Linked DNA regions of Homo sapiens: region 2 is linked to region 1. A link is a contact called in ENCODE Hi-C or POLR2A ChIA-PET data. All regions are on one chromosome and are shown on one strand. The core of a region is the stretch at or near the end of the contact, and the rest is flanking DNA. Distances in the headings are between cores, read along the strand shown. Region 1 holds the start of KIZ (kizuna centrosomal protein). Region 2 holds the start of KIF16B (kinesin family member 16B).

Evidence for each region. A loop is a pair of places that touch in the nucleus more often than their neighbours do. ChIA-PET counts read pairs that join two places held with the same protein, here RNA polymerase II (POLR2A). Pooled maps may share reads with other maps.
Region 2: a loop to region 1 is called in a map of CD8-positive, alpha-beta T cell, with 15 times the contacts of the local background. The contact joins the promoter of KIF16B here to the promoter of KIZ in region 1. A Hi-C loop is called at or near these places in 1 of 168 maps with a recorded cell type or tissue (CD8-positive, alpha-beta T cell) and 7 of 50 pooled maps. POLR2A ChIA-PET finds 5 or more read pairs at or near these places in 1 of 52 experiments (HepG2).

Annotation. Positions count from the first base shown.
Region 1 is chr20:21,121,378-21,129,049 of GRCh38, forward strand. It overlaps KIZ (kizuna centrosomal protein), which reads left to right and starts at 4,705. Exons shown (of 13, transcript NM_018474.6): 1 at 4,705-4,827. The coding sequence starts at 4,739. RefSeq lists enhancers at 4,174-4,273, 5,174-5,223 and a silencer at 4,434-5,013.
Region 2 is chr20:16,572,198-16,579,869 of GRCh38, forward strand. KIF16B (kinesin family member 16B) reads right to left here and starts at 1,251. Exons shown (of 26, transcript NM_024704.5): 1 at 1,032-1,251. The coding sequence starts at 1,078. LOC124904875 (a long non-coding RNA gene) reads left to right here and starts at 3,106. Exons shown (of 2, transcript XR_007067539.1): 1 at 3,106-3,530; 2 at 6,682-7,162. RefSeq lists an enhancer at 1,008-1,529 and silencers at 1,142-1,371, 1,158-1,287.

The sequences.
Region 1 (7,672 bases), core at 3,455-5,954:
GGCTGAGGAGGGTGGATCACCTAAGGTCAGGAGTTCGAGACCAGCCTGGTCAACATGGCAAAACCCTGTCTCTACTAAAAATACAAAAATTAGCCAGGTGTGGTAGTGTGTGCCTGTAATCCCAGTTGTTAGAGGGTGCTGAGGCAGGAGAATTGCTTGAACCCAGGAGGCAGAGGTTGCAGTGAGCTGAGATTGCACAACTGCACTCCAGCCTTGGCAACAGAGTGAGACTCCATCTCAAAATAAATAAATAAATAAAAATTAAATTAAAAATTCAATTTCTCAGTTGCACTAGCCATATTCAATTGCCCAATAGCCATGGCTAATGGCTACCAGATTGGATATGTCTGCATAATGACTGCAAAATGAAATCTTGTCCTACTTTCATATCTATCATGGATTGAAATGTGTCCCCTGCACAATACATATGTTGACGTTCTAACTCTCAGTACCTCAAAATGCAGTCTTCTTTGGAAACAGGGTCAATGCAGATGTAATTAGTTAAGATGAGATCATACTGGGGAAGGGTGGGCGTCTAATCCAATATGATTGGTGCCTTCATAAAAAGGCAGAATTTGGAGACACATACACAGGTAGAACACCATGTGAACATGAAAGCAGAGGTCAAGATGATGTGTCTAGAAGCCAAGGAACACCAAAGATAGCCTGCAAACCACCAGCAGCCAGGAGAGAGGCATGCGGCAGATTCTTCCCCACAGCCCTCAGAAAGAACGAGCCATGCAGATATCTTGATCTTCAATTTCTAGCCTCCAGACCTGAAACACAATAAATCATGTTGTTTAAGACACCTAGTTTGTGGAGCTTTCTTACAGCAGCCCTAGCAAATTAATATAATATCCAAGCAGTTATTGACTAAATATACATGATTTAATTAAAAGCAGCATAGTGTGTACATTTTAAAATATAAAATGCTACTGCAGGCCAGACACAGTGGCTCACGCCTGTAATTCCAGCACTTTGGGAGGCCAAGGCAGGTGGATCACCTGAGGTTGGGAGTTCGAGACCAGCCTGACCAACATGGAGAAACCCTGTCTCTACTAAAAATACAAAATTAGCCAGGCGTGGTGGCATATGCCTGTAATCCCAGCTACTCAGGAGGCTGAGGCAGTAGAATCGCTTGAACCAGGGAGGCAGTGGTTGCGGTGAGCTGAGATCATGCTATTGCACTCCAGCCTGGGCAACAAGAGTGAAATTCCGTCTCAAAAAAAAAAAAAATTTCTGCTGCATTGAGAGGCCGAGATGAATCAGAACAGGACTTGTTGGGTTTCCCACTCAATTAGTGTTAGATCATGTCCCCTTTGTCCAATCACGCTTCTACACGACTGTCGATCATGCCTATCCAATAAAGTCCCCATAAAAGACCCAAGGGGACAGGGTTCAGGAAGCTTCTGAGCTGGCTGAACATGTGGAGGAGGTTCCTGGAGGGTGGTGTGCCCGTGGAGGGCATGGAACCTCTACACCCCTTCCCCCAGACCTCACCTTATGAATCTTTTCATCTGTATCTTTTGTGATATTCTTATAATAAACTGGTAAATGTAATGTATATATACATATATATGGAAATATGTTGAAATTAGAATTTCCCAATATTAGAATATATGTACAATTCTAATTTCAATATATTTTCCAGAATCAATTTTGTTTTTGAGCTACAAAAACAACAATTTCATTTGGTTCACCCAAAGATTCATGTGACTTCTGGGCCGAGACACTGGCTTCCCTTGCTGTTTGCTTAATGGGACCACTAGGGATCCATATTTTGAACTAGACTCGTTAATATTACATAGATTTCCAGCTAGGTGACTTTGGCCAAGCCCCTTATCTGCCCTGAACCCTTTTTCCCCTGTAAAACAAGGGGGTGGGGCTAGACTCCCTCTAAGTTCTAGCTAAGACATTCTAGGACTTAGAGGAAGCCTTGATCTAGGCAGACTTGATGACCCTTGGTCCAGTGAGCTAAAAGCAGGGCTGCTTACAGAAATCAGCTCAGCTAAATAAAGAGTTTGAAGAAAAATATTAAAATAGAGGGCTCTGGCAAATTAAATATTCAAAGTGAAGAACTCAGAATTTATTGAAAGCCTGTCACCATTTAAAATGCATAATTTTAGCATAAATACTCTAGAAATATTCCTTTTGTTTGCTATGTGTTATTGTTAATAAAGGAGATCCTACATCTAGATTTGTCATACGTCATTAATGAATCAACCATAGGATGTAAATTATAATTATTTTGAATTATCTATTTACTGTTTAATTACATTTAATTTTAGATTCTCCTAAAATGGCCTAATAAAAATTTTGGGTGCTAAATGACTGCCTCATCTGCTTACTCTGTGCTACTTGCTAAAATTAGTTATATTAATTGTTTGGGGATTCTTTTTCTTAAAAAAAAAAACTAACCCTGGGGGCATGGTCCTAAATAAAATATCCTAAAAATTTAATGCTTTTCTTTTCTTTGCCAGGGTTGTAGTAAAATGTTAGTTACACTAAACTCATTAAAATAAACCTTTGCACATTACCACTGAATCAATTGGATATAATCTGAATAAAAACTAAATAAAAGTCACATCAGTGCTACCCTTGGACCAGGGCAAGAAGGCCTCTGCCCTGGCTTCTGTGTATTAGAGGTTCTGTTCTAGCCCTTCTCTGCCCATGCTGCTCCACGCAAGGCAAGGAGGTCCCAGGGCCAGATGACAGGCCCACCTGGGGTGCTCACACACATACACACACATGCTCTTCTAGAACACGTTCTAAGTACCCAACACCCTTACCTTCCCTGCTCAAAGGGGCCCAAGCTGCTTTCTAAGGCTTTAAAAGGCCTCTTGGCTGGGTCTTTCCTGCAAGGGTGACCATCACTGGCATGCTCACTGCCCGGCCAAGAGGAGGCTGAGGTGGGGATGTAGGCAGAGTTGGGACTTGCTGGCTGGAGAAGAGGAGGAGAAGAGGCAGGGCACACACATCCCTGCTAGTGTATGAGACCCCCTCACAAAGCAAGACTGAGCCTGGGGTGGGAAATGGAGTTGGGGGGAGCTGGAGAAGCAGGCAAACTAAATTCCACCCTGGTTGTCCAGGTTCTTAAGAAGGCATATTGGTCAAAGTGGAGAGGAGAACACGTATTTTACCTAAGTTTGTTATCTTGAATTATAATTCAATATTTAGGCGGATGGTATGAGGGCCTCCATTCACACTCTTGCCCTGGAACTGGCAAATGTGAATGGAAGGCTGAGTAAAATCATAGTTTTGTGTTGTTGGCCTTTGAGTGTTCCATCTCTCTTACAATTTTAGTTTGTCACACCTTGCACCTTGTATGTGTAAGTAAAATTAATGGCATAGGAAAGAAACCAAAAGAAGTGAACAATAAGAGACTAAAGAAACTCTACAGGCCGGGCATGGTGGCTCATGCAAGTAATCCTAACACTTTGGGAGGCCAAGGTGGGTGGATCACCTGAGGTTGGGAGTTCAAGACCAGCCTGGCCAACATGGTGAAACCCCGTCTCTCCTTAAAATATAAAAAATACCAAAAAAAACAAAAATTATCTGGGTGTGGTAGCGCACACCTGTAATCCCAGTTATTCAGGAGGCTGAGGCACGAGAATCTTTTGAACCCGGGAGGCAGAGCTTGCAGTGAGCCGAGATCACGCCACTGCACTCCAGCCTGGGCAACAGAGTGAGACTCTGTCTCAAAAAAAAAAAAAAAAAAAAGGAAAGGAAGGCAGAGAAGCAGGCTAAGGCTTAATTTTTCTGCCCAGTGGGTTTTGAAATATGGTTGGCTTCCTTCAGGAAGCTTTTTCCCGACGTTGGTGATGATAATAAAACCTGATGCTTTCTATGTGCTGGGCCCACTTATAAACACTAACACATATTAACAATCGAATCCTAAACTAATCCTGTGTTAACAGCCTCCCACTTTACATATGAGGAAACCTGGGGTGACTTGCACACGGCTTGGCAGCTGGGACGTGGATAGGGAATGTACACCCAGGCAGTCTGGCTCCCGGGCTCCTGCTAGAGGATCCTACAGGACATTAGGAGCATTGTCCCTTAGAGCTGTCTGCACAAACGTCTGCTTCCCAAGCAACTAGTTATCAACTTTTCCCTCTCGCCAACGATACTGGCACCTGGAACAATCCTTAGATTCAGCACGGATTTTCGAGTAAGGGGTTGGTCCACTGTCGGGGCTGAGCACGGCTGTTTAGCATTTGAGGGTTTGTCTTTTTTTACTTGGTGTTTTGTGTCGCTTTTGAGTGCTGATATAATAGAACAAGCTTAGTACAGTGCCTGGCACTCAACAAATCCTGGCAAGAAAGGAGATCGAGGAAAAGAAGCAAGCGAGAGACGAAAGAAAGGGAGGGAATGCGCCTTGTAACATTAACGTAGCTTGTGCGAATCCTGGAAGGTGAGGGGAAAGGAGACACCGCGTCAAGGGAGAGAGGAGAGGGCACCGAGCGCCCGCCCCTCCGACGTGGTCCGCCCCGGCCTCACGACGCCCCGCCTCTGCCACGCCTCTTCCCCGCCCCATGCAGGTCTTCGTCCCGCCCCCCACAAAGCCGGCTTCCGCCCCGTCCCTCAGCGGCGCCCCGCCCCCACGGCGTCTTGCCCCGCCTCCTGCAGGCGGCCCGGCGCGGTGTTTACCCGCGGTGCATGGTGGGGCGGTCTCCTTCGGCAACCCCGGCCGAACGGCCACCCAGAGGCTGTGCTGAGCTGGCGCAGCGGCAGCAGCATGAGCCGGACCCTCGCATCGGCCGTGCCCCTGTCGAGTCCCGACTACTACGAGAGGCTGGGCCAACTCCAGCACGGGCTGCGGGACAGGTAAGGGCACTGGGGCGGGGGTGGGGAGTCGGCCCGCGCCGGGGGTCTTCCGCGTGCCCTGCCCCATTTTCCTTCCCGCTCCCCCGTCCGAGGTTCCCCGGGGCCCAGGCCCGCGCGCAACGCCCCCCAGGCTCCCAGTGGGGCCTGGAGGACAGTGTTTACTAGAGCCACCCCCTGTATTGGGGGTGGGAGCGGAGAGAGGTGAGAGACCGCCCCCGCCCCGTCAATAGCAGCTAAAGCCTGGTCTACGGTTTGAGGATGCGGCCGCGTCACAGAATTTGCCCAGAAGTGAAGGTGGGAGTTCTTCTGCCTGTCACTCTCCATCAAGCCTTGTGAGTTTCTCTTGTCCCCTTTTACACGCCCCCTCCCCACTCTCTTCAAATTGCCATCCCGCCGTGACAGCTGCACTGCATCAATGATGACAAGTCCTGGAACGCAGACGGTTGTGTGTGTGTGTGTCAAACATGTGCCCCCGTTTAAACTCAGGAGACTTTTAGGGGTAGCGAGGGCTGGCTAGATTTCCAGCGAAGGGATGAAATTTCCAGCTAGAGAAGTCCAGCTTCCAGAGGGTTCATGATGCCTTTGATTAAGATATGAAAGATGGGAACCACTGAAAACAGCTAGATCTAAGAGTGCATATAGAGAGAAAATTATACCGCAATGTACTATGAATAACCACGTAAAAGATAAATTGCTGGACCTCTTATTTAGCTGCTAAGTTAATTGGAGTTGTAACTCTCATTAGTTGACAAGAAAGGAAATACATTTTTGGATCTCTTGATAAACAAAACATTTAATGAGTGTTAAAAGTTACAAAATCATTCTAGTGAACAGGAGAGCTGTGTGCGTGACAGTGCTAAAATGATAACAATAATTACATGGAAAATAAAGGCAGAAGTGAGCGATTTTGAAAAGGAATTACATTTATCTTACGCTAGATTTAATTCTTGTCAGATATTTATAGAGCATCTACAACAGGCTTCCTTAATTGTCGTTAGCATTTTTTTTACCTTGTACTCCTTTTCTACGTCCTATTTTCTTTCTGACATGTCACCGCTCACCCATATCAGTGACCTCTTAATTTCTGACTTTAAAAAGAAATCTCTTCCTGTAGAGCCTTCCCTGTTTCAACCCATTCCCTAACTTTTGTGACTCTTGGCATTCTTACAGCACTCATAAATGGCATTCTTTTTGAACTATTAATTGTAAGTTATTTTTGTTTCCTGTGCTAGGAACACCTGGCTGTTTATAGTCCTTATGGCACAATAACTGTATAATAATTATGTACTTTATGATTAACACTTATTTAATTATTAAACAAGGTGAGGCTGTTGAAAATATATAAGGAATGTGAATCAAATTTTATAGCCTGTTCACGGTTCTGCATTTCGAGATTTGTTTTATTTTTAAGTCAGTACAAATCTGTTGCTGTGTGTGTTCATTTTTCATTTTAAGAATTTATAACTAACTCAAATTAATGCACACTGGACACAGTTATAGAGGCAAATAATTCTAGATACAGAAAAGGCTGCAGTAGAAATATCAAAACCTGGATTCTAGTCCACGAACAATTGTGTGACCTTGAGCAGGTTGTTCCACCTCTCTGAACCTTGGTTCTTTACCAGGAATGAGGGGGCTTGACTAATATGCAAAGTAAGGCCACAGATTTTTTTCTTTCTCTCTTTGCTAGAATAATGGGCCTTAAAGTAAAAAAAGAAAAAAAAGCTGAAAGCTGTAGTTTTGCAAAGCAATGTGTAAAGAATATTATTGTCTGTATCCAATTTGAGTGTTTGGATGTACCTTTTTGTTTGTTTGTTTATTTGTTTGAAACATAGTCTCACTCTGTCACCCAGGCTGGAGTGCAATGGCATGATCTCAGCTCACTGCAACCCCCACCTCCCAGGTTCAAGCGATTGTCCTGCCTCAGCCTCCCTAGTAGCTGGGATTACAGGCGCCCACCACCAACCCCAGCTAATTTTTGTATTTTTAGTGGAGATGGGGTTTCACCATGTTGGCCAGGCTGATCTCGAACCCCTGACCTCAGGTGATCTGCCTGCCTCTGCCTTCCAAAGTGTTGGGATTACAGGTGTGAGCCACTGCACCCGGCCTTGGTTGTACCTTTTTAAACAAAGAAACACAAAGCATCCCACTGATCACAGATACCACTGTCTCCTAAAATTCCTGAGTCATTTCATAGGGAGCAACCCTGGGTAGTCACAGCTGCTTTATCAATCCAGAAACTTCTGGGAAGTGGGAGACAAAAAAAAACTCCCTCTTTCTCAGCCCTTTTAGAGGTGGTCATTGCAATGTTAGCTGGTCAAATAACCAGCATATTTCCAGCCCAAGTCATGTTAGCTGTAGTTACACGTAGATGTAATTTTATCGTCTGAATGTTTTCCTATGTGTGTACAGTGTTTTTTCTGCATTGTGGTGAAAGTCAATAATTGAATCTAAAAGAGTCTAATGGAGTGACTTGTTACAGTGTGTATAGCACCCACAAGCATGGTAGAAACTTATAAGTGGAATTGGCTCTTACGGTTATACAAAAACATCCTTTTAAAAGGGCCCATTAGCCAGCCGCGGTTTTTTCAGTGCCTATATTGATTCAGAGTAAGATATCATAATAGTCTAGAAACTGACACTGAGATATTAGTAGAGTAAGCTGAAGATGGTATAGAATTGTGGTATCGAGACAAAAACAGAATAACAAGTGGCTTAAAAGTAGAAAACTCAGCAAGATAAGGACCACTTAGCTGTGTAAAACTGAAAGGTCCAAGTGAGGGGTGACTGAAAACATGAACTATGGGTAAGCATCCCAGGGATGGGTATTTCAAAGATTCTGAAT
Region 2 (7,672 bases), core at 1-2,500, 4.6 Mb before region 1:
ATGATTCCCTACTTGCCAAGAGAAGAAACAGATTTAGATGAGTCAAATAAGGTTCTGGAAATCTTTTGATTTTATGGCCTTCGGCTGCCCCAATCAGGCATCAGAACTACCAAACATTAACCTCCACAAGTTGATATGACAAAAGCAAAAAGGCCCTATGGTAAGTCAAATATCCACCAACTTGGTAGAGAAGTCAATAAAATCAAATGGCTCTGTGTGAACCTTGCCTGTCACCTTGGAGGACACATCCCATTTCTACCTCATTCTTTGAAGTCAAACCAATTTAAAAAGTAACTTTTCCAAAGAAACTTTCTAAACGGATTAAAAAGAGGTCATTGAAAAGGGAGCACAGGCTATTTTTCAGTGAATGAAGAGAAGGATTCTGAAAAAGCATTACTTCGTAGAAATATATAACAAGATTAAATTTTGTGTGTAACACTCTTCCTCTCTCTTAATATCAGAGTATTTCAAACACGTGTAAAGCGTCCCTGACTTTTTTCTAGGAGTCAGGACTTTGTCAAAGTTTTCCCATCCACTCTCTAACATGAAGTTAGGAACTGCTAAGTTATCGATTAGACATTCAGGGAATCAAAATCATCTCTAACTGAAAGATTAAAAAGTAGCATGGTTAATTGTTAAGAGAACTTCTGAGTTGGTAGAAATGAGGGGTTCACCTGACAGTTCGTGGTGCCCCCCCTCAGCACTCTCACCTTCCCCCCAACTATTTTACATCTTCATGGTAACGTTCCCTTGATGCTTTTTTAAAGGGGGAACAAGAACATCTCAAGTTAATACGATGGAGAGAGTTAATAGAATCTTCTCCTTTACCACCAGGGTCCTCTCCAGGGCAATGTGAACGGGACAGCAGTGCACGAAGTCCTCCAGGCCCCCAGAGGCCACAGCCTGGGCCCGGTGGGCCAGGGACCAGCCGGTGACACTTTTAAGTCCAGGCTGGCTTTGGGGGAGCTGGAAACAGGCTTCCTCTGGGTGGGGGCGCGACGAGGGGGCGGGGCGCGGGCGGCCCCACTCACCTGCGATTCATGGGCCGGACCCTCACGGCCACCTTGACCGATGCCATCGCTCATCCCGAACCAGCCCGCGCGGGGTCCCACTAGCCCAGAACTCCGCGGTCGCCGGCGACGCTGGCTACTCAGATCGCGGCTCCCGCCCACTTCCCTCTCGCCCCCGCCCCTCTGCTCCCGGCCGGACCTGGAGTTCCGCGGCAGCCCCACCTGCCAGGCCACTGAGCATGCCCAGAACGGCTCCGGCCCGCGTGATCCATGCGCCACGGTTTGGCGGCGGCCGGGCGGTGCAGAGGGGCGGGGCCGCGGGGCCTGGAAGCAGCCTCCGGGATCTGCAAGTCTGGAAAGGCCACGTTGTGGACCTTGGCGCAGAGGTTATGGGGGCGACCCGGAGCGGATGGTTTCAGGAAAACTAGAACCCACCCTCATGGCCTGAACAACTGGAGAGAAGAGGATCGCAGCAATTTAAAGCCAGCGGCAAGGATCACAGTCCTGGGGTCAGGTGACCAAAGCCAGTTTTTCAGCCCTTAACAAGAACCTGGCTTCACCCAGCCAAACATGAGTTAACGTATCCATTTTACACACGAACAAACTGAGGCGCAGAGATGATCACAGCTTGTTGGTGGCAAACTCCGCTAGGGCCTTCTCTGCTACCCTAAGGAGGTCCGACCGTATGTTTTGGACCCCTTAACTCGGGATACCGATAAACGAAAATTAATAGGGTGTTGGATGTTTTAAATGTGTGCGGGAATGTCATTATATTGGCTAGAATCAAACCTTATTTAGACTTGTTTTGCACTTTTGTACACTTTAGTAATTTTTAGTTTTAATCATAAGGGAGTTAAAGGCGAACACAACTGGTATTTTTTTTTTTTTTTTTTTTTTTTTGAGACAGGGTCTCGCTCGGTCACCCAGGCTGGAGTGTAATGCTGCGATCTCGGCTCACTGCAACGTCCGCCTCCCGGGTTCAAGAGATTCTCCTGCCTCAGCCTCCCGAATAGCTGGGCGTGCCACCACGCCCGGCTGATTTTTGTATTTTTAGTAGAGACGGGGTTTCACCATGTTGGCCAGGTTGGTCTCGAACTCCTGACCTCAAATGATCCGCCCGCCTTGGCCTCCCAGAATGCTGGGATTACAGGCGTGAGCCACCGCGCCAGGCCGACAACTGGTATCTTAAGGCTTAGGGCCTCTGGTAGAAGTGAGCTCCACCTCCCTTCCTGTGTAGAAGGTAAATGCATTCATTCATTCAGTGAATCGAGCATGCATGAAATCGTTTGCGCACACCCAGAAGCCCACCTGCGAGCCACAGGAGCAGCCATTCCAGGAAGCCAAGCTATAATGGGAGACGCAAGGAATGGAGGCGGAACTCCTGTTTTTAAGTCCTAGCTCCAACACTAGCCTTGTCAGCCTGTAATTCTGAATTACTGGGCGCCTCTGAGGCTTCTTGTCTCATCTGCAAATCAGGAACAACGGCATAGAGTGGTGAATGCATCAAGTGGGATGATGTCTGCAAGTACGCAACCCGCTTACACAAAGAATTATCTTTCCATAACCTTCCCTGGACCCCTAGGGCCAGCAGGGAATCATAGCCTCCCTTTGTTTCTAGAGCCCGGAAATCACTGGGTTTTCCCTCTGTCTGGAGCAGAGCTGGGTGCGAATTTGACCAACGGGTGGCAGGAACAGCCGGAGCAGGATATTAAGGAGCGGGCGAGCTTGCCAAGCATGCGCAGTAGCGGCGGGTTGGTTTGAGAAGCCGCCAGGGAGCCAGCGCGGCGACCTAGCTGGCTGGGGCAGGGGAGGGGCCCGCCTTATATGGGAGCTGCGTGGGGACAAACTGTTCGGGCCCAACGCGCGGGTCTGAGAGACAGCCACGCCTGCTCCGGGTCACTCCGGCCACCTGGGGGGCGTCGGCGCGCAGACTCTGGCCAGTTCAGTATTCAAACTCTTCAGGAGTGCTAACTTACTCATGACAGCGATTTTCTGTATCGGGGTTTCATTGGTCGGTGGTTTAGAAGGTTTTGCTCATTCATTCGTTAATGTAATTCCAACAACCTACACGTGTTTATAAGCCCCCTTTCCATCCACGACTTTGCTGTCTGACACAAAACGGACCATCGCAGCCCGGCAGACGCTTTAGACAACAAACAGCATGCCTGGAGCTTTTCAATAGGAAGCAGTAAGGCTTGATCATCACAGACGATACGGAACGGGCACTTTCTTAGCAGAAAATATTTCTATTGGGGCGTGAAGGAAGTTTCTGAAAGGGAAGATTATTATAAGATAAGGGGTTTGCTCATCTCAGACTTTAGTGTGCCTGCTTTAAAGTGTTTTGCAAACTTGAATGTTTAAAGGAATCACCTGGCGGTCTTGTGAAACTGCAGCTTCTAATGGGCAAGTCAGAGGGGAAGCCTGAGACATGGCATTTCCAGCACGTTCGGGGAGTGAAGATGCTGTCGGCTGCCACCCTCCCTGCAAGGAGCCAGGGGATAGATGACCTCTACGCAAACTGTGAGAGCTTAAAATAACTGATAGTGAAAAACAGTTACAGAAGCTCTAGGCCGGGCACGGTGGCTAATGCCTGTAATCCCAGCACTTTGGGAGGCCGAGGAGGATGGATTGCCAGAACTCAGGAGTTTGAGACCAGCCTGGGCAACACGGTAAAACCCTGTCTCTACGACAAAATAAAACAAACAAAAATAAAAGCCACGCATGGTGGCGTGTGCTTGTAGTCCCAGCTACTCAGGAGGCTCAGGTGGGACAATCGCTTGAGCATGGAAGGAGGAGGTTGCAGTGAGCCAAGATCGCACCACTGTACTCCAACCTGAGTGACAGAGTGAGACCCAATCTCAAAAAAAAAAAAAAGCAGTAAATCCAGGGCCCAAAAGGTCAGTAAGAATTCAGGGATCCAAATCAGTTATGTACTGATGCATAAAAATAATGGCCAAAAATGTGGAGGCTTAAAACAAAAACCGGTTATTATTTCTCTCAATTCTTTGGGTTGCTGGTGTCACCCGGGCTTTGTGGCTGGGCTCTAGGCTCACCTGGGGTGAGGAAAAGTTGGTGCATTTTGCTTTTTCATCCTCAAAAAGTTTAGACCAGGTTCCAGATTTCTTGCGGCGGCGAGACACCTCGCCAGGAGAGCACCGCACTATGCACAAGCCTTTGCTGGACTTCCATTGACCAAAGGCAGTCACATGGTCACGCCCAGGCAATGTGGGAGGGCCCCGCAAAGGAGGGGTGGGTACTCAAGAGAGCCACTAAATAACAAACCTACCTTAAGATCACATTTATTTCTAACATTTTAATAGTTATAGTTCAGTATAATTGATTTTCCTGGTAATCCCATTTATTTTATTTTATGCATTTTAAAATGTTATTCTGAAAATGTTACTCTCACCAAACAACCAAAAGGGTCCACGGCATAAAAAAGGTTTAAGAATCTATGATTTTAAAATTCAATTGGATGGATAAAAGACATTTTTATTTTTATTGTGTATATATACATATATATGTGTGTATATATATATATATATATATATATATATATATTTTTTTTTTTTTTTTTTTTTTTTTTTTTTTTTGAGACAGAGTTTTGCTCTTGTTGCCCAGGCTGGAGTGCAGTGGCGCGATCTCGGCTCACTGCAACCTCCACCTTCCGGTTTCAAGCGATTCTCCTGCCTCAGCCTCCTGAGTAGCTGGGATTACAGGTGCCCACCACCAAGCCCGGCTAATTTTTGTATTTTTAGTAGAGATGGGGGGTTTCACCATGTTGGACAGGCTGATCTCGAACTCCTGACCTCGTGATCCACCCACCTCTGCCTCCCAAGGTGCTGGGATTACAGGCGTGAGCCACCAAGCCCGGCCGACATTTTTATTTTCTAAGAAGGTTGAATTGTGATGGGAAGGAGAAGAGAAAATTCTGAAATCTGGGTTAAAACCCAAATGGTCTCAAGATGCATATGTGCATGGCGGGACTGTGGGGTGGGGGATGTGGTTGTTTAGTTTGTTTTGATGTAGTTTATTTTGGTCTTCATTTATTATTGAAATTTTTTTCTGATGTTTAGCAATCTCTTTTTTAAAACGTTTTTTCAAATCTTTTTTTAATCTCTATTTTGAAAACTTTTTTAATGGACGAAAACTTTTGAGTGACTTAAGCTCTCTGAGTCTTAGCTTCTTCATTTCCACGCAAAATAGCACTGTAATAGAATGTTCACTCCACCGCAAAATATTTGAATCATCAGGGAATACTGTTATCAGAAGAAAAATACTGTATTTCTCATGAGCTGTGCTTTTTCTTCATCCTAGCCTCTGAGGAATAAAATTGATTTACTTTCTTACAAACATGACTTTTAAAAAATCTTGATGAACATCAGACTGGCACGCTTAAATTGGGACGAAGGATATAACTGACACCTCATAAACCCATCGATTTCCCTATGTGCTAGAAGCACTCACCAGAAGCATTATATCACATGATACACTTAGTGTCTCCTACAGGAGTGCCTTACACCAAGGGACTTAAGTTGAATTTAAGAGCTATGTGGTGAGCCAATGAGAAAAACAAGTGTTTTCCTGGTTTTCAAATAAATGTATAATAAATAGTAGTACCAGAGACAGGAATCACAGATACCAAGTCCAAACCCAGCACCAATTTTTTTTTTTTTTTTTTTTTTTTTGATACAGAGTCTTGTTCTGTCCCCCACGCTGGAGTCCAGTGGCGCTATTTTGGCTCACTGCAACCTCCACCTCCCGGGTTCAAGTGATTCTCCTGCCTCAGCCTCCCAAGCTGCTGAGATTACAGGTGCCTGCCACCACACCTGGCTAATTTTTGTATTTTTAATAGAGACAGGATTTCACCATGTTGGCCAGGCTGGTCTCAAACTCCTGGCCTGAAGTGATTCACCTGCTTTGGCCTCCCAAAGTGCTGGGGTTACAGGTGTGAGCCACTGCGTCTGGCCTACGATTTTCATTTTCTAAGTCACAAAATTTAAAGTATATTTAGAATCTTCTAAAATACTAAACATTAAAAGCAGGAATAATTTGAAAAAGTATACTTTGGGGCTAGAGAGAAAATCTGAGCTCCAAAATCACAGTAAAGATAATTGCAAAAATCGTACTAAGTAATTTTAGTAAAGCTTTAGGCAGGTAACCATGAATGCCTGCTTTCTTTTATAGCAAAAGTGAATAAAGAAATCACATTAGATTCAATTTAATAGACGCTATCACCCTAAATCATAGTCATTTTATATACTAAGATAAAAATGATTGTTTTCAATTGCATATAACTGTATGCAACCATATATATAAAACTATGTGGTCATAAATAGTTCAGAACTGATAGACTGTAGAGTCTGTGGCCTCATTTTAACTTCGAAAGAGTGAGAAACCATGTTTATTTAAAGTGATTGGGAAAAGTTTCATGGATGAATTAGTTTTGGAGATCGGTCTTGCAGGAGGGACAGATTTGAACCCAGAAAATGGTGAGGAGGTGACTTCTAAAGCAGAGGAAATTCCTTGAACAAATGTTTAGTGTTGGAAAAGCGAGTCCTGCTTCTGGAATAGTGAGAAAGCCTCTTTACCTGAAGCACAGTGTAAAGTTTAAAAATAGTTGTAAATGCTTCTCTTCCCTGGACTCATACCTTGCGATGTCATTTTGCAGCTCCCCTCAATGGGAAGTAGAATCTCTTTCTCCACCTCTTCAATATGGCTGGCCCTGGAACTTCCCTTGGCACACAGAATGCAGCAGAATTGGCTTCATGTTGTTTCTAAGCCTTGGCCTCAGAGGCCTTGCATGCTTCCTAACCCTGGCTCTAGGAAACTTGCTGCTGTCATGTAAGCAAGCCCAGGCTAACCTACTGAATGTTGGTGTGTCCCAGTCAAATCCAGCACTGCAACCAATAGCCAGGCAGCCACCAGACATGTGAGTGGGGCCACCTCACACCAGCCAACCTCCACCAAGTCATCAGATGTATGAGTGAGAACAGCCCAGAACAACTGAGCCCGTCCAGACCAGCGGAACAACCAAGCTGACCAGTAGACTTAGGAGCAGTAAACAGATGATTGTTATGGAAGCCATTCTGTTTAGGGTGTGTGTGTTATTGCTTGCATCCAAATACATCCTATCTCATCTAATGAGAAAAGGCCCTGCTCAAGGGCTTTTGCAGCTGTAGTTGGGCGCCGGAAGTGTCTTTGTGGTCATTTCTTACTCCATACACGGGGAGATCAAGGCTCAGACCAGGTAGTGTGACTGTGGACAACACTTTCCTTACCCCTCTGTGACACTTAAATCAATGAAGCAGATTCACAGAAGCATGCATGCTCACTGAACACAGTATTTGCATTCCTACCTCCAAACCTTTGCTCCACCCATGCATCCAGTAAGAATGCCTACTTCCCTCCTCTCCTCCATCGAGTTCTTTCTTTGAGTTCTACCTTCCCTAGTCTTCCTCCACTGCACCAACCCACGGTGATCCCTGTCTCTTCCAAATGCTTTGTAACATGGTAGGCATCACTCACTTGTGACTCATTGGACCATTTTAAAACTTGGTTTTCTGTGTCTCTTTTCCAACAAAATTACAAATTCTTTGAGGGTAAAAGTCAGGCCTAATAGTTCTCTGTACTCCTAGTAGTGCCAGTGTGGTAAAAATTTA